Linked DNA regions of Homo sapiens: region 1 is linked to region 2. A link is a loop called in an ENCODE intact Hi-C map of the cell type or tissue named here. Cell type or tissue: HCT116. All regions are shown on one strand. Each heading gives the region's core, and the rest is flanking DNA. Links, peaks and the distances in the headings are about the cores only. Region 1 overlaps LOC100507513 (a long non-coding RNA gene). Region 2 overlaps RNASE4 (ribonuclease A family member 4).

Region 1 (4,395 bases), core at 323-4,322, 180 kb before region 2:
CAGTTAATTTTTGTATTTTTGGTAGAGACAGGATTTCACCATGTTGGCCAGGCTGGTCTCAAACTCCTGACCTCAGGCAATCCACCCACCTCGGCCTCCCAAAGTGCTGGGATTACAGGCGTGAGCCACCGTGCCCAGCCATCATAGAGTTTTAAAATTGGAAAAATTGCACTTAATTAGATTAACAATTCTCAAATGGAAACTCAATTTGCAAACTAATTATTTCTCCTTACTTGAACATGTGTATACCAATATGCACATATACAAAATCACACATGAACCCACACAGTAATGTATAAAAAAAATACAGAATGTGAGAGCTGAAAGAGATCTTTTGTCTATAATCTTCACTTTAGTGATGAGGAGTAGAAGGATAAGGTGATTTGCCAAGCTCCAGTAGCAAGCTTATGATAGACACTAAACCCCAAGTTTCTGCATATTTGCAGTGATGTCATAGGCACTCTGTGTGATGCTGGTGAACATTTTAGGTGTGAAATAGTAAGCATAAAATTAGTAATACCTGGCAATCTGTTTAAGATCATTGACAGGCCTGAGAGTTTTCCATACGGCCTGCACCCTAACCTCTGGGAAGAAAATATCCACAATGAAATTTCTACAAGATTAGAGGAAGGAGAGAGGCAACGGGGATTCCATTTCTACTAGGAGTATCAACCTCTGAGAGGGATATATCCATCTCTGTGGATGTCATCTGCTCTGCAGAAAACCCTTTCTTGGAACTACCAGGTATGTAAAAAAAGAGTCAGATATTAGACCTAGAGACAGAAGGCTCACACACAGTCACCCAGAATCCCTGATCACCAAGAATTAGAACATTTCTGGAAGATGGGCTCTATACATGGAAGAGTTGGGAATCTTTATTTTGAGGCAGAGAAATATGTGGGGGAAACATAAACTCTACTCCCTTAGAATTGAAATGCTCACATTTTTAAAAACAGCGTTTAAACAGACATTTGTATTTAAGGAAGTGAAAATATTTTCTAAGATGCAGGTCATATGGATCTGTCAATTCTCTTCTGAGTTAGGTCACTCTAAAAAGGGGTTGGCAATGATACCTGCCTCACCTCACAGGCTATGGGTGAGCAGCAGATGGACTGATAGATGCAAACACCTCAGAGATGAAAGTTTTTAGTTTAACTGGTCTGCTTAGGTAAGGAGCAAGAATCACTTTGGGGTTTGGAAATAACCTTGTACATAGGACAATCCCATAAAGGGTTGAGAGGGCGGTAGTCATCTCCGTTATTGACAAGGAGGTGGAAAAAGGATGTGAGAACACTTGTTGCCAAGAGTACACAAAGAATAAGTGTAGAAAAGGCAGGAGGGGAGAACTGGGAACATTAAGTATAGGGCCAAGACTTCTTAGGAACAGGACAAGGGACCGTGGCTTGTTCTTTTGACTCTGCTCTTCTTTGAAATGCTTTCACAGGAAACATGAATCTGATGTGGACCCTCCTCCTTTTCCTCCTTTTGGACGTAACTGTCTTCATTCCAGCCCTGCCCTTCTCAACACGACATTTAGACAACCCCAGGTCGTGGGTCCCTAGAGGACACCACCGATACTGTGATGTGATGATGAGGTGCCGTTGGCTGATCTATAGGGGTAAATGCGAGCAGATCCACACATTCATTCATAGAATCTGACCACCATAGCAGATTTCTGCAGAACTCCACCACTGCCCTGTACCAACAGCCCCTCCATGTGCAGCTGCCACAACAGTACTCATGATGTCAATGTCACTGACTGCTTTGCCAGCACAGGGACCCGACCTCTTCACTGCCACTACCAAAAATAAGAAGGAGTCCACCAGGCCCATGCGAGTGGGCTGCAAGAAGGGGGCATCTGTTCACCTGGATGGCTAGGTTCCTCCTGACAACGGCACCTGAATGACTTGCACCCTACGCCTTCAAATCTGTGCAGCACTGTCAAGGTCTTCTTTGTAAATGCTTCGTCCTTTGCACGCAGGCTCCTGCGTCTTTCTTACAGCCTGTTCCCCACCAACCCCATGTGCCCTACCCCTGCCACAGTGTCAGGGCTTTTGGTGGAGGATAAGGCTGCAGTGGAGGGTTGGTGGGAGGGAGCCTGAATTACGGAAATAATACTCGGGAAAAGACTTGCTCCAACCAAGCTGCTAGACAATCCCCTTCTCCTGGGGCTGATCTTCCCACCAGCTGCTCTCATAAAACCTCCTGATGGCTGGCCCTAGGTTTCCTGGATCATAGGGTCCTTCTGCCTTCTGCGGGACATTCTATGCCTTTCTCCTCAATGGGCTCCTTCGGAGGGTATTAGGGACGATACCCTGGCGGGAAACCGCTTCCTTTAGGGAAACAAATCACTGTGGCTCCAGGGGTGTCACCGGAAAAAGCCGTTTCCGGAGAAGCCGGAGGAGCTTGGGCAACTCCGCAGGCCCAGAGCCTTCGTGGTCTCCCAGTTCCCGTGGCCGTCGTATTGGTCGGCAGGGGGCGCCGCGCCACAAGCTTCCTGCACAAGAGTCCAAAACTTCTTTCTTGGTTTCCTTTGAGACAGGCTGCAGGTTTCTTGGTTGCTGACACGGGTAGACGATAATAGGTGAATAAACAAAATCCAGCCAGCATAAATACAGTCTAACTGTTGAAGAACAGATTTCTGAGTCTACCATAACTTTCATACACTGCAGCACTTTAACGTTGAACCTGCCACCTTCAGATTCACACTGCAGCACCTCAGGTAAGAAGGAAAGGAAGTGAATATGCACTGAGGACCTACTTGTGTTATGAGCTTTACAGTTCAGCTGCGCTGGAGAAGAGTTTATTTCTTTCATGGAATCCATTACATCACCGATCCCCTTCTGAAGGAGGTTATTTTATCCACGAGAGGAAGCATCCAAAGGTGTTCATATTCTCTACCCTGTGACTCCAGCAGAATGGTGACAAGGTTTTGAAGCAAAGGAGGGCACTTGACTCTAGGGCAGCCGTCCATTAACTGACTAGCCCGGTGCCTGTGGAACAGAGTTGCGTGAGGATTTTACCCTTTTGGAATAATCCAGTGACAAAACTGGATACTATTACTTTCATTCCTTCCCCCGATGCCAGGAGGTATAGCTGTTTTGCCTTTGTTCTTGACATTCAGCACTTAGCCTAATGCTCGCTATAAAAGTGCCTTCAAGAAATCTTTAAGGGGCCATTTTGGTAGGTCTGGTTGTTGCTGTGGATCTTTTGTAGATGCCCATTTTTAGATTAGAAAAGTTTCTTCCCTTCTGCTCCTGTTTATGTCTCTTGAATGGATTGGGAATTTCGTTGAATGATGGGATTATACAGCATATTTCTTTAATCAGTTAATGGGGTGAATTAGATTAGTTGATTTTAGAATACTAAACCAACCTTGTATTCCTGGGATAAACCCATTTTGGTTATGTGATATAATCTTTTTTATATATGACTAAATTTAATTTGCTAATATTTTGTTAAATTTTTTTTGCATTTATGTTCACGAATGAGATTGGTCTGTAATTTTTTGTATTGCCTTGTTTAATTTTGGTATCTAGGTTATATGTTAGCTTCCAGAAATGAATTGGGGAGTAGTCCTTCTTTATTTTGTAACTGGAATTATATGTTATTTTAATACTTGGTAGAACTCACATGTAAGGCTGTTTGGTCCTGATATTTTCTTATTTTCTTTGAGACTGCTTTTTCTTTTTTCTTTTCCTTTTTTTTTTTTTTTGGAGATGGGTCTTCCTATGTTGCCCAGGCTAGTGTGCAGTGGCTATTCACAGGTGCAATCACAGAGCATACCTCGAATTACTGGTCTCAACTGATCCTTGAACACTCGGTCTCAGGTGCCTCAAACTCCTGGGCTTGAACTCCTGATCTCGAATAATCCTGCTGCCTCAGCCTCCAGAGTAGCTGGGTCTACAGGTACACACCACCAGGCTTAGCCTCAAACTATTTTAAACTTCTGTTTCAATTTCCTTAATGGTTAAAGAGATGCTAACTTTTCCATTTCTTCTTGAGAAAGCTTTGGTAGATTGTTTTTTCCCACGTAGGAATTTATCCATTTCGTCTAAAGTTCCCAAATATATTAGCACAAAGTTATTCATAATCTGTTTAATATTTATAGCATTGATTTTATGTCCTATTTTTATTCTGACTTTTTTGTACCTTTTTTATTGATAAAACTTTTGAGGTGTGTCTCTCTTATTAGACAGAGATTTTTTCAGACATGCAGAAGCGAGTACTTATAAACTCATGTAGAAACTTTTTTAGAATGGGTCCGTCTTTTTTTTTGAGATTGAGTCTCACTCAGTCACCCAGGCTGGAGTGCAGTGGCACAATCTCGGTTCACTGCAACCTTCGGTTCCTGGGTTCAAGCAACTCTCCTTCCTCAGCCTCCTGAGTAGCTGG
Region 2 (4,395 bases), core at 131-4,130:
GGTGTTGAAGCGCTTGCAGTGATACAAAGTCATCTTCCGTCTTTGCATCATCAAGTTGCAGTAGCGATCACTGCCACCTGTCTCCTCAGGGTGCACGTGTTGCCGCAGGAATCGCTGGTACATGCCATCCTGGCCATAGGAGGGCTGGACCAGCCCCAGCCCCAGCAGGGTCAGCAGCAAAAGCAGAAGCAATGAATGGGTCCTCTGCAGAGCCATCAGTATCTTAGAGGTGCCTAGAAAAGAAAGCAAGGGGCAGGAGAAATAAGGTAAGAACTGGGCACTGGAAAAAGGTGTTGAGAATAGCAAGCCGGCATCCTGACTCCATAGTCTCCTCTTTCCTCCTTCTTATATGCACCATCTCCCCACTCATCTCTGCTACTTTTCCCACCCTTCTTCCTCAAGAGTGAGTAGTTTGCAAACATGATCTTTTCTGAAAGCAAGACCTTTCTCATTTACAGAGAGAAGTTGCTGTGGCCAGTACAATGACACAGGGCAGGGACTGACTGCGTGGCTGCCAGGTTTGTGTGGACAGAGTATAAAAAGAGAGAAAAGGTGAACCTACATGAAACTGCAGTTGTGTGTCTCTTGGGGGAACTCCGTAGGTGTATGATCTTTGGGGAGTGTTTGGTTCCCGGGAGGCTCCAATTCCCGACAGTTTGGATAGACTCAGCATACGTCACAGAAAGTTTACAAACTACTTTTAATACCTTACATCTGGGAATCTAGGTGGAGGAAGAGGACAGAGGAATATTTAGGCTTTGCCTTTCCTCTCACATGACTATTGTTTTTCTTTGTCATTAATTTTATTATTTTTCTTTTCTTTTTTGTCATGTGGCTATTATTCTAATGTGATTTAAAATCTATTCTAATTCTAGAATAATATATGTTATACATTAATTTAAAATGTATTATTCTAATTCTAATGTAAAATCAGGTCCTTTTGGAAATCCTTTTAATTCTATTTTTTAAAAAAAAGCAAAACCAGAATACCCAGTTACAGTTCTTAGAAGACAGTTGATAATAGCTACTGTTTGAATGAACTAATAAGTGAAATGAGTAAGCTAATGAACAAATGCAATTAAATGGATAGAGTAAAGATGTTTCCCAGGCTTATGAAATTGACTAATAAGAAAAGCTAAGAAATGTTTAAAAAATAAATTTAAACAGCACAATATTCTCAAAAGAAAACTTGGATTGTGTCTTCTTCTCCTTGCTGTTTCTATGCATAACCTAAAAAATCTAGGCCATGGAGATACATTGCTTTGTCTTGCATCTATTCTTGATGTTCCTTCTGTCTTGTCAATAGTTGTTGGTAGCTGTCTGTCTTCTCTGGTTGCAGCATCATTGTGTTGTCACCTCTTGGCAGTGAAAAATAGGCATATATTTTATAGCATTAAAAAAAAAAGCCAGAGTGGCAACAAAAAAAGCATTGCCATGTAGTTTCAGAACATTCATTGCTTTCATTGACAGATTAAAGAAAGGAATCCAGGCCTATCTTAGTCTACACCCTGTGCTCTTTCCACTATCTACTGCCTCTCTCATCCCACACCCAAAATATTCAGGATATCAAAGACATTTATGCTCAGAATTGCTACTTCCCAGCAGCAGAGTTTAATCAAGACTGGAGGTGGACTCACTCACCAACTGACTAGCCAGATGCTGCCATCTGGCCGTCACTCCTGGAATTGATGTGAATTGTGAATCGGCTTGATTCTTGCAGTGTAGCAGGGCTGATTCACTACAGCAAAGAAAAATCATCCCTGATTCAATAGGAAGTGAGCAACGCAAATTAGCAAGGGCAATGTTTTGAGAGTCAGGCAGCCCAACTCTGTATGTGCAGTCCAAGGACTGACCCCAGTTGAACTCCTAGTTTGATGTATATGGGTACTATTGTCTTTTGATTTCAAATTCTGCTTCGTAATGGTGGATCACACTGTGTGAATGACTGAAATGGCTTCCAAACGACCTGTACCTTACTTTGTTCTGCTGAAAGGCTACCTTTTCATTATTGATAATGAAAGCAGTATCAAACATGGATATTGTTCTTTTAAATGCCACCTCCTATATCCATAGCCATCTTTTGCCTTTGCACATAAAGATATCAAGCTGTATGTCATATCTGTGTGCCTGCAGCTGTAGATGTGAGATACAGTGTTAGGAAGAGAGGGAAGTAAAGAGGTTGTGGGAGGAAGGGCAGATGTTTGATTTCCTTTTTGCCCCAAGAACAATGCATACAACTTCTGAAGGTATACTTAGTACTTGGATTATAGCTTCAGCAGATCAATATACTTTGGTTTGCTCTTCCGGTGGCACCTCGAGTTTCCATGGTTTTATCTACTTTCTCTCATCCTGATTCTTTGTGACCAAAAATATGGTTTAGCAAGATGACTAGCTACAGAGAAAACCTCACCTATGCATGCGAGAGCAGACCCAGGACGTCAGCTTTTCTGCACTACTCAAGTAAACAAGACATAGAGAAATATTTGAGGACAGCAGGCCAGTGTGGATACCAATGGGTGCATCTCAAAGCTGTAGCTACAAGAGAAAATTGAATGATCTCCACATCATCCCAACGCACACTTTTGGGTCAGGATTTTCCCCAAACGCTTTCTCCACTGCACCACCCTGACTCACAGTAAGAACTTCTTTTGACACCGTGGTCTAAAAGACTGAGGCTGTGACCATGAGAAAATTACTTAATCTCTCTCAGCAGATTTCCTCATAAGCAAAATGAGCATGTAATACCTACCTCTTAGGGATGTTATGAAAAGAAAATCAATCTAAGCGCCTATAACAAGGCCTAGCACAGGGTAAATGCTCAGTAAATATTGGCAATTACTGCATTTTTTTTTTTTTACCACTTCCATTTTTCTTGGTTTCCTCTGCTTCTGTCAATCTGGATAAAATAATGAATGACTACAGAGTTGCATATATTATTGACTCCTCTTTATTTCGTAGAGCTAACTGTATTCTCAAGATATTGGAAGTCTGTTTTTAAACTATAAAATATCTCAGCTACTAGATTCCTAGAAAAATGTTTCTTCTCCAAATTGCATGGAATTTTCTTCCTTGCATGTCACTATTCTTCAAAGCATTTAGCATTTTGGAGTGTTCCTTCTTTTTCCTTGCAAAGCCAACAATCACAGCTGACCAGGACTTCAATTCTTCAATTGATTCACGCAGGATAAAATGACCTGCCTGTGACTTGACGTTTTATTTTAAACAGCTTGTGGTTGTGATAGAACAAGAGGCCCAGACCAAAAAGGACTAGGAATGCTTGCTCAGGTGCCAGTACCATCGGCAGGTCAGGAAACACTCCCATCCCACTGCCATGTGATTTCCTATGAAACAGCGATTTCCCTGAACACCAGAGCAAACTATGCGATGATAATGCTCCAAGCAGATGTTTGGAGAAGATGTGGGTTTTCACAGCTTATGCTGTGATCAATATAATAATGGTCCATGCCTTTCACTTGCCCTATCAAGGCCTTGAGTGGCAGCGATGATCTTGAGTAACTTTGCCTCACCTCAAGGAAATAGCACTGGTTGGAGAACTTGAGAAAAGGGCCCAAATAGTTTACCAGAAACTGGGACTTTCTCATTTCCTGAGAGGTTTTTGAGATTTGGTAATATGGCAAATTTTCTAGTGACAGAGGTTTGGAATACTTTTTCCTATTTTCTTAAGGAATGACAGTGTTTTCAGTTTTGAAACAGACTAACCCAAGGAAGAGAGATTCTTGTGCTAAGCACATACCAGCTACCTACTTCTCAAACCCATTCCTAAATTTGAATACTTTCAGTGAGGCTGGGCTCTCCTAGGTGGTACCTGGACAATGTTCTATAACCTGAGTATTGGGGAGCCACGGCTTTTGGCCCATTTCAGGGCAATACCAGGAGCAGGAGAAGCCACCATAGGGAATACTGAGACCACAATAATTATGTGTTCACAAGGCAGTGAAACTGGCGACTTATAACTAATTTATTGGCAACCACTTTCTAAATAAAATATCCAAGTACCTGTCAACAGAAATTAGTTAACAGGAAGCTAACCACTGAGTCTGTAGATTGAACAGTGTATTTTACAAAGAGTGTGTTAACCTAAGTTATGTTAACTTAAAAACAAATCTTGAGAATTGAGGAAGAATAAGGGATAAACTGGGATAAACTGGGATCTTTCTTTTTTTTTTTTTTTTGAGATGGAGTCTCGCTCTGTCGCCCAGGCTGGAGTGCAGTGGCGTGATCTCGGCTCAGTGCAACCTCCGCCTCCTAGGTTCAAGCGATTCTCCTGCCTCAGCCTCCCGAGTAGCTGGGACTATAGGTGTGTGCCACCACGCCCAGCTAATTTTCACATTTTTAGTAGAGACAAGGTTTCACCATGTTGTCCAGGATGGTCTT

The links. A loop is a pair of places that touch in the nucleus more often than their neighbours do. Peaks named below come from ENCODE experiments on the same cell type or tissue, not always from the same donor. Only the 100,000 strongest peaks of a DNase experiment are listed, where the experiment ranks them.
Region 1: it touches region 2 in a loop (7-fold over the local background); 34 of 110 quality-filtered maps call a loop at or near these places.

What each region holds. Positions count from the first base shown.
Region 1 is chr14:20,871,886-20,876,280 of GRCh38, reverse strand. It overlaps LOC100507513 (a long non-coding RNA gene), which reads left to right. Exons shown (of 4, transcript XR_110261.4): 2 at 538-744; 3 at 1,445-2,722. Among named protein-coding and RNA genes, the nearest start is that of RNASE3, 17 kb to the left of the region's middle. RefSeq lists enhancers at 2,230-2,279, 2,390-2,489. In HCT116, for the core only: a CTCF peak has its summit at 2,472 (motif pointing right); a DNase peak (open chromatin) is centred at 2,420; H3K4me3 peaks cover 1,384 bases; H3K27ac peaks cover 485 bases.
Region 2 is chr14:20,695,193-20,699,587 of GRCh38, reverse strand. It overlaps RNASE4 (ribonuclease A family member 4), which reads right to left. Exons shown (of 2, transcript NM_002937.5): 2 at 1-233. The coding sequence starts at 216. EGILA (EGFR interacting lncRNA) reads left to right here. Exons shown (of 4, transcript NR_174964.1): 2 at 90-266; 3 at 459-552. Among named protein-coding and RNA genes, the nearest start is that of ANG, 8.6 kb to the right of the region's middle. In HCT116, for the core only: a CTCF peak has its summit at 1,668; a DNase peak (open chromatin) is centred at 1,677.